2 separate regions of the Homo sapiens genome follow, and region 2 is linked to region 1. A link is a loop called in an ENCODE intact Hi-C map of the cell type or tissue named here. Cell type or tissue: GM12878. All regions are shown on one strand.

Region 1 (5,000 bases):
CAAATAATTGCTCCCTGGCCATTCTGAACCATAGTCTCACAGCTTCTCAACATGCCCTCCCCTGCCTTCCCCAAAAGTATCAGGCACCATGATTAAAGCCCAGGGCATTCTAGGAAAATTTAAAACTACTTAAAAATACTATGTAGCCATAAAAAAGAATGAGATCATGTCCTTTGCAGGGACTTGGATGGAGCCGGAGGCCATTATCCTTAGCAAACTAACACAGGAGCAGAAAACCAAATACTGTATGTTCTCACGTGTTAAGTGGGAGTTAAATGATGACAACGCATGGACACATAGAGGGGAACAACACACGCTGGGGCCTTTCAGAGGGTGGAAGGTGGGAGGAGGGATAGGATCAGGAAAAATAACTAATGGGTACTAGGCTTAGTACCTGAGTGATGAAATAATCTGTACAACAAACCCCCATGACACAAGTTTACCTGTATAACAAACTTGCACTTGTACCCCTGAACTTAAAATAAAGGTTAAAAAAAAACCAAAAATACTATGATTGCTTAGAATATTACAGTATGTCAAAAACTGAGATGACATTTGCTTCATGAACTAATAGATCGTCAAGGTAATATAAAAAGTAGTTTCTCTATTTCTTTATATTTATAGGCCTCTCTTATCATTAGAAATGCTTCTAGAGAGGTATGTATGCAGGATTGAAGTGTGGGTTATTAGTCAATAGAAGGAAGTTTCTTCTAAAGCTTCCCTGGTTCCAAGTACCTAGTTTAGGAGAGATGCCCTCAAGAGTAGCATTACACAGTTACTATTTCATCACAATTATCTTCTTAGAACTATTATTTCCAAAGATGTTTAATGGAATAGATAATTTTGAGATTAGAAACAATTTTGAGAACCAGAAAATCTTTGGTGTTTTTCTTTTTAATCAACCCAATCCTCAACTGCAGCTAGATCTAATTTTCACATTATACAAGAACATAAATCCTAGAGCCATTTATTTGTGCTAATATTGTTGTTTGTGGTAAACAGCAAGACACGAATCAAGCCACCACCAACAAATTCCACTGAAACCTTGGAGACCCCAAACTTGCTTCCCCTCTCTCTTTTTTCACCCTTTTCTTTTTATCTCCTTTATTCTATTTATCTTTCTGCCTTGCTCTTTCTCTTCTGCCTTTTCGCACAACCCACCAGAAACCTCACAGGAAGAGAAACAATCTACATAGCTCACATTAGTGTTCTACGTTGTAGCAAATCACGTTAAAGGAAGATCACAAATCTTTCACACTCTACTAGTCTACAGTAAGTGAGTCCTGCCCAGAGAGAGCAGAATCTGCTTCTAGTATCAAGCTCCAACAGACACAGGTGGTAAATGGCAAGTTAACCCTTTGTAACCTCACCATTTTCAACACGCAAAGGACCTCTCTCATTAGTCTTATAAAATAAAGTACGAAATCTCATGCTGTTAAACTAACATCACATTGCTACATATGACTTGAATATCTCCCATAACTTTATGACTGGAAAAACACTGTTCAGATTTCATTTACCAGTTTAAAAATAGCAAAGTCTAATTTGAAGCACATACACAATTGTGCACCCTCACTAATATTCTCTCTTAGTACTAGGCAAATGTTTCTAAATAAAATTTACTACAATCACAAGCTTTAAAAGTCAGATTTGTCAAAAGATTTTCATTATCAAACATACCAAAAAATATTCCTTATAAAATGCAATGACAAGCCACAATCTGTTTGGTACAACAATGGCTAGTTATCTATTTCTTAATGTATAAATCAAAATTATTTGGTGTTTATTTTGACTTGAAGATTATCCATACATTATTATATCCCTGCCCAGTGAAATTTCTTATTGAGTGAGTAGGTGCTGAACAAGGCAAATAATATATTTTAAACATTCTTAAATGGCGTGATAATTTTTTTTAAATGGGAAGATTCGCTTCAAATTTTTTCACTTTGTAGATCCAAATATCAACCAAAAAAGACATTCAGAAAATATGTCCACAGACCACTTTAAGTCCACAGAAAGTCCAAAATAATATCACTGTGCTGACTAAACAAGGAGGAATTGTTCTTTGTACACAGCTGACACATTCATAATACACAAGGCACTTCAATTAAGTTTTGAGAGAAGTTATGTCACATTCAAACTCACCGCTGGATGTAAGGGTCAGGGCAGTACTGTAGGGTGGCACACCGTGAAGTTTCAAAATTCATTTCCTTCAACTGTCTTTGATATCAACGAACGGAGAACAATTATATAAAATATACACATATACCTGTGTATATATAGATATAAAGCCGGGAGGCTAAAAGCAATAGGGTCAAATGCTATCAGACATAGAAGTTTAGGCACTTCTCTCCTTCATACATATTTGCAAAGAGGCGGAGCGTTTCTTGATTTTAGCCAATGAGATTCATCAATTGACTAAAACTTCATAAACACTCGATTCTTACCAGCTGGGCATCCTCTCTACTGTTGTTCTTCCCCCTCTCTCACGGCTTCAGAGTCCTTGACGTATAGTAGCCACACTTGTTGTTGGCAATTTGGAGCTGGAGGCATCTCTGAACTTCTGATCTCTGTCGTGATTGGATGCTGGCATGAATGGCATCAGAGTTTAATTTCAGCAGCCTGGACTTTTGTAACTGAACTGAGCTGATGAGTGTCCACCCTGCTCCAGCTACATAACACTTCCTTGTATCTGGATACTGGTTTGATTTGAGGATTTCTGTGACTATTTCTGGGGCTAAAATGTTTTGTAGAGCTGCTTAGGGAAGTTTTGTTTTGTTTTGTTTTTTCATCTATTTCCCTCCCTCCCCGCCCTTCAGTTTCCCTTTCAGCCAACCGCCTGTTGTGGTCACAATCTCAAATAGCAAAGACAGGGAAATTCCTTGATTATATTTAACTTAGAACTCACTCTTCCTCTCAGCTAAGAGAAAGAGATATCCCTTTCACATCCCCTTAGAAGCTTTGCCTGACCCGAATAAAAGAAAATAACCTTTATTGAGTTAAATATCCTACCTCAAACACATGCACATGTACTTACATATAATATAGTAATTTTCTTAAAGATATTAAAATTGGAAATAATATATTATTGTAGAATATTCTGAAGTGCACAAATTATTTCAAATTGCCTGTTAATAAAAATATTCTAGTTTATTTTAATCTCTCAGTCGGCTCCACTCTATTCTTTATGTCTTACAGTTTTTGCTGTTTTTGGTTTTGCTTTGACTTGACCTACTTCGAAAGGAAACCATAAAATTGTTCATATATTCCCAAATCAGTGTAATATCAGGAAAGTCTACACACAAAATAATTTATTTCCTTTCTGAATATGGGCTGTAAACTTATCCTGGTTTTGTGGATTTGGAAATTGAATGAAATATGATTCAGAAGCTCAGTTAGGATAGACTCCAACAGGGGGAAAAAAAACCACTCTGTGTATCTAACGGTCACTAACATGGTGAGTTCACATCTTCCCTTCACCCCCTAGTCACAGGACACACCTGTAAATAGGTGACATCAGTAGATGTCAAAGTTGTGAGACAATCTAAAGCCCTTTCAGAGAAATTTGACATTTCCCTGTAAGTAAATCTAACTCAAAATGTGTTTCATAAAAATATTTTATTTGTTGCTTCAGCCAGGATGGAAGGGAGAAGCTATTTAAAACTTGACATTCTCTTCCTTTACTTAGCCCGAGAGCGGCTAACATCTGTGAATTGTGAAATTCACAAACAGGCCAGCCTGAGCCCCAGCCAAATCAAACAGCTTGCTCCACAAAATGTAAAACTTAAAGGGAAGATTGCTTAACTAATTAATTATAGATTTGTTAATTGCAGTTAAAGAGTTTGGCTTTCTTCCCTGCTATTAGCAAATATAGATGACCTAAATAGAAGGTTCTGAAATTAAAAATAATCAATTTCCTGTGACCACAGCCAAGTGATTCCATTTATAATGAAAGGTGGAGTGAAGATTTCTAGTGCAGAGCTTCTCAAGTTTTAATGTGCCCGTGAGGCACCTAGAAATCTTGTTAATGCAGATTCTGGTTCAGTAGGTCTGGGGTGAGGCCTAAGACTCTGCATTTCTAACACGTTCCCAGGTTACTTGATGCTGCTGGTCCTTGGACCACACTTTGGAGTGGCGAGCCCTAGTGTTCCTTCTAGCTCTGATATTTACAATTCGACGTCTCTAGGAAATGAGGAAGAACTCTTCTAAATATTTTAAATTAACTTCCAGGGATATAGACTCCCAAATAATCAATTTGCAAACATCTCTAGTGTGTTGTGTCTTTAAAATTTAATTAATTTTTGTTTTTTAAAAGTTATTTTTATTTATTTATTATTTTTGAGACAGCTTCTTGCACTGTCACCCAGACTGAGTGTAGCAGCGCGTTCATGGATCACTGCAGCCTCAACCTCCTGGGCTCAAGTGATCCTTCTGCCTCAGCTTCCTGTGTAGCTTGGACTACAGGTGAGCACAACCATACCCAGGTAATTTTGTTTTGTTTTGTTTTTTTAGATATGGGGTCTTGCTGTGTTGCCCTGACTGGTCTCAAACTGCTGGACTCAAGCTATCCTCCCGACCCGGCTTCCCAAAGTGTTGGGATTACAGGCATGAGCCACCACACTCATCTATTTTTTTAAAAAATTTAAAAGGTTTATAGCCTAACGTATTTAAATAATATCATTTAAACGTATGTCATGATTTCAATAGTTGTTATTTAAAAATCCTAAAGTTACTAAGCTAAGAGGAACAGAAATTAAATGGCAACAAATTTTAAATAAGTAATTATGAAAAAGATTGGCTCCTATTGCATTATGGAAATAAATGGCGAGAGTTGACCCAGGAAAAAGAGGCAAACTCTCTAGAATTCAACAGAACACCAGTAGCATGCAACCATACACGATCAAGTGAAAAATAAGTGGCAATCATATTATAATTACCATAATTGCTTCTTATATTTATAGTTCATCCTTATTCTCTTAGGGGACTAAGGTTACTATACA
Region 2 (5,000 bases), 120 kb after region 1:
TATACAGAGCCCACTAGAGCATCTTCATCACCAGGCCATACTGAGAATAATTTCATTAAATACCCAGGAGCACTCTTTACCACGGAAATAAGTCACCTTTCCAATACAGAAAACATTTTGTCAGGAAATGCAGTAGGTCTGCTACCTTGGCACCATTTTTTCTCCTCTCCTAGCCATAGTCACACTCCTAATGGCAACTGGCAGATTCTGGTGGGTATGACATGCAATGGAAGTCAACACCTTGTATTTTGGGACTCAACTACCACAGACTACCTGATTTACAATGTAAATAGCATGACCGTTATGTAGATAATAACAGAGAACAATTAACTACGCATAGGCATTTTAATCAACCACGAGTCAACATGTGTGGTCAAAAATAAACCTATTTGCTTAATGACCTTAAGGAAATTATTTCCCTTCTCAGGACCTCAAAGGAAATGGACCAGATCAACGGTGCTTAACACTGGCTGCACATTAAAATATCTTGGGGACCTTTGAAAACTATTGATACCCAAACCCTGCCCCATGCCACCACTATTAGAATCTCTAATGGTAGGGTCTGGGCATTGGCATTTATTGGAAGCTCCCTGGTTAATTCTGATGTACACGCCAAGACTGAGAAGCACAGGTTCCTTTTGAATACAAGCAGGGAAGAGCATCAGTGAAAGTCAAAAATTGACCTTAAGGTTAAACTGTGAAGTTGAGACTATAAATGGGAAGGCTGTTTAGAAGGGAACATGCATATGTTAGAACCACTCATTAAGGTCATGCCCCACAATCTTGCTACTGTGCAGACAGTGCCTGAAAAACCCCAAATTAAATAAAGTCTCATGGAATCAATTAACTTTTTTGAGAGAAACTGAGATTGCTGCTGTCTGTGGTAATATTCAGACTGTAACGCTTTTTTAGTTTTCCATGAGTGGAGTTGCTTAAGAATTAATACACCACCCAACAAAATAGCACCCCAAAAGTGCTATTGCCTCATTCTGGCAATGAAAGCTGTATTTTCCCTGAGGCCTTTCTTCGTAGGCTGGAGTTGCCATGGGAAGCAAAGCTTTACTGGGATGCCAGAACAAACAGGCTCTGAAACCATCCCAGCATAACTTACAGAGCTGCCTATAAATCAAAGAGAACCCTAAGGTCAAAACCACTTAAACACACACACACACACAGACACACACAGACACACACACACACACTCTCACATATATGCATACTCCCTGAGAAATATTACAAAAGGGGAGATGGGTCAAGAAAATCCAACTAAAATTGCTGCATGAAACTAATAACAGGTATTTATGTGCCCCTTTCATCCACAATTCTCCAAGGACAGAGTGTGCTAAGATTACTTGTCTTTTGAAACCTTTCCAGTGTTCTGAGGGATAAAAAAGGAGTAAGTTTGCATATGAAATCTGGCAAGTGGAAGTGGCCGTAAGGGGTCATCTACTCCATTCTTTCAAGCATAGTTATGATGAAATGCAGTCATTTCTCTCCTTCTCCTTGGCAAAGTCAATTCTGCACCATTCCAAGGTGTCATCTTCTAACCAGCCCACTGTTTTTCTCTAGAAGACTGCTTTTTTTTGTTTTTTGTTTTTTCTGCCATCTCCCAAATTCACACTTTCTAAATGATGTGAAGACCATGGACAGCTAGTGAAGAAAGAAGGTAGAAGCAAATGGGTGGGAAACAAGCTTGGAATAATTCCTGGGTCAAAATAAAGATTCTTGCGTATGATTTTATTTTGTTCTCATTATGCCTGGCTTTTTCTTGGATATTAGTCAACAGGGAGCTTAACTAGAATGTAAATGCTTAGGACTAGTGTACTTATAAAAAATCTCTTCACTTTCTTCTTAGGTCTTCCGTGACTAGACTTGTGCCTCATCTCCTTACTTGTTCTAATTCAACTTCTCTAACTCAACGATACAGTGAATGTGCAAGGCAGCTACGGTGCAGTGAAAGGAAGCTTGCTCTAGTTCTCTTAATTGAATTCCAATTTTTCTATTCATTGGCAGGGTGACCTTGGGTGAGTTATTTTACCTATTTGATCTTCAGATCGTACAAGGTTTTTATGTGGATCAAATGAGTTATGAAAGCTGTATAGTGCTGTAAATATGTAGGCTGTTTTCTCCTCTCTTCCTAATATTAACAGAATAGAGTGATAACACATTCAAAATCTTCTAAAGTACTTCCTCAAAAAACTTTTAGAGTAACTGGGGGAGTCCTTTGTGGTCAAGTACTGGTCAGGTTTGTTTTGCTCACAGTCACTAAACCATAGTTTTACAATTATTCATATAGTGCAAAGGTTTTGTACCTGCATCTTTTTCTCTAACATATATTTTTCCCAGGTTTTTGCTGGGACACTTTAGTTAAAACAAGGCTTCAAAGAAAAAGTCCTAAGCTAGTGGGAGAGGTTCAAAGGCTTCTTGCAGGGTCAATTAGCACCTATAAAATTTATCTCTGTTTTTTACTAATGGCTATTAAACTAAAGTGAGGGCTAAAGATGACTGATAACCACCACTTCCTCCAATTGTTGTTATTTAAGTGGAAAATAGCTCTTAACTCTCTGCACTTAATATTCAACGTGTGACAAGTTTAAGATTCAGCAACTATTGTAGATTTGAGGTTCTTTTTAAAACTTTTTACTGAGTTTATTAAAGTAACTCATGTCACTGTGATAAGAAACCTGCCATTGATTTTTAAAAAATGTAATGGGTACATGTTACATGTATGTATTTATTGGGTACATGTGATATTTTGATACACGCATACAATGTATAATAATGACATCAGGGTAATTGACATATCCATTATCTCAAGCATTTATAATTTCTATGTGTTGAGAACATTCCAATTCGACTCTTAGTTGTTTTAAAATATAGAATAAATGATCGTGGACCGTAGTCACCTCATTGAGCTATCAAACACTAGATCTTAGTCATTCTATCTGGCCATATTTTTGCACCCATTTACAATCCCCACTTTCCCCTCCCTGCTCACTAACCTTCCCAGCCTCTGGTAACCGTCATTTTGCCCTTTATCTCTGTGAGTTCAATTGTTTAAAATTTAGCTCCCACATGAGCGAGTACAGGCAAAATTTGTCTTTCTGTGCCTGGCTTATTCCACTTAACATAATGCCCTACATTTCCATCTGTGTTGTTGCAAATGTCCGGATTTTATATTTTATGGCTGGATAATATCCCATTGTGTTTATGTACCACATTTTCTTTATTCATTCATCTGTTGATGGACACTTGATTCCAAATCTTGGCTATTGTGAATAGTGCTGCAATAAACATGGGAGTATATCTCTTCAGTGTACTGATTTCCTTTCTTTGGGGTAAATACCTAGCAGTGGAATTGCTGGATGATACAGGAGCTTTATTTTCAGTTTTTTGAGGAGCCTCCATACTGTTCTCCACAGTGGCTGTTGAATTTCTTTTATTATTCATTCTTTCAGGTAGAAGTTTTGCTGTGTACTTGGCATCAAATACAGCTTAGGTGCCTGCCTTAACATTAAGTAGGCAAGATTTCCAGATGAAATGAGTACTGACCTCCATGTGTTCTCTGAAGAGTTCCAAAATCAAGTAGGCACATTAATATCAGAGAGTATAGAATATTGTCTATGCCGTAGTGCAAGACTGAATAAAATCTCCCCTCTGCCATTTCACAGCCTCCTGATCTTGGGCAAGTTAATTAAGCCCTCTTTACCTTTATTTCCTCACTTACAAGAGGGAGTTGATGAAAGCACCTGCCTCCAGGCATTGTAGTGAGTTAAAAAAATAATTAAAAATTGTGCAGTGGCCACTAGCATTTGGTGACCATGTGAATGAACTTTTTATTTGATAAGGTGAGTGATATTTAAAGTCAATAATTAATTTTAAAAGTCTGAACAGTGACTATGTTTAAATGATCTTTTCTTATGTGAACAACTCTCAAATTATCATGTAATTATAGGTATGTATTTCTATATTATATATATAATGATTCAACATGTGGATTTTGCTTTGGGTCTTATTTGTATTGTCTGATTATAGAATTAGCACATTCAAAGTCTGTTTTTGAAAAAAACAAACATATGAAGGAATAGAAAAAAACACTTCATCTGTACACAGTTACCCAAAAGCATCTGCTGTTTTGTTACATTCTCTTTTAAGCAAATTTTAACATCAGGAATACTACTGAAATAGAAATTAAAAATGAGTATTTTTGGTTTACATATGTATATTTGCTATATATAAAATTTCCCGCAAAGACAAGACAATTACTGGTTATTTTGCTCATTTATATTTGGCTCTTTCATGATCATTTCCACTTTCCTTTGATTCTTCAATCCCTTTAGAGCAGGATTCTCAAGTCTGACTGTACATTAGAATCACCTGGGAGTTTTAGCAAACTACTGAAGCTACCACTACTGAGGTTTCACCTCAAATCTATCACCAGAAAATTTGAGGTAGAGCTGGGCATTTGTGTTTTTTAAATTTCCCCAAGTGATTCTAATTTACAGACAAAGCTGGGACCACTCCTCAGAAAGGCTTAATTCTTCCCATGGCTCACAAAATGTTAAGTCCTTGAGTCCCTGCCTAACACATCTTAGGAGAAGCTTTTGTTGTGTACTTCACAACAACCATAGCTAAGGTGTCTGCTTTGCCATTAAAATAAGTTGGCAAGATTTCCTAATGAAATAAATACTGACCTCCAGGTGTGCCCTGAAGGGTTCCCAAAATCAGGTAGGCACATTAGTATCAGGTAGTACAGAATATTGCCTATGCCACAGCGCGTGGCTGAATAAAATCTTACCTCTATCATTTCACAGCTTCTTGATGTTGGGTAAGGTTTCCATTTCCCTTTTCTACCTCTGCTTCTGCTTCTTTCCTACAGAAGACAAATACTTTTATTTACCAAGGTGTCCTGGGAATATTTCCTGGCGAGAAATCCCTGCTCCAAAGGGGAAAGTCAACTGCATTCCATACTCACTCTTCTGGAAAGGATGAGCCACATC

What was found. Peaks named below come from ENCODE experiments on the same cell type or tissue, not always from the same donor. Only the 100,000 strongest peaks of a DNase experiment are listed, where the experiment ranks them.
Region 2: a loop joins it to region 1, with 2.6 times the contacts of the local background. A loop is called at or near these places in 1 of 110 quality-filtered maps.

Annotation. Positions count from the first base shown.
Region 1 is chr3:189,628,723-189,633,722 of GRCh38, reverse strand. It overlaps TP63 (tumor protein p63), which reads right to left and starts at 2,334. Exons shown (of 14, transcript NM_003722.5): 1 at 2,146-2,334. The coding sequence starts at 2,207. RefSeq lists a cis regulatory region at 2,807-2,817 and a promoter at 2,210-3,019. In GM12878, no CTCF peak of the experiment used is centred here; DNase peaks (open chromatin) are centred at 1,232 and 2,592; H3K4me3 peaks cover 3,378 bases; H3K27ac peaks cover 3,767 bases.
Region 2 is chr3:189,505,352-189,510,351 of GRCh38, reverse strand. No RefSeq gene overlaps it. Among named protein-coding and RNA genes, the nearest start is that of TP63, 120 kb to the left of the region's middle. In GM12878, no CTCF peak of the experiment used is centred here; no DNase peak of the experiment used is centred here.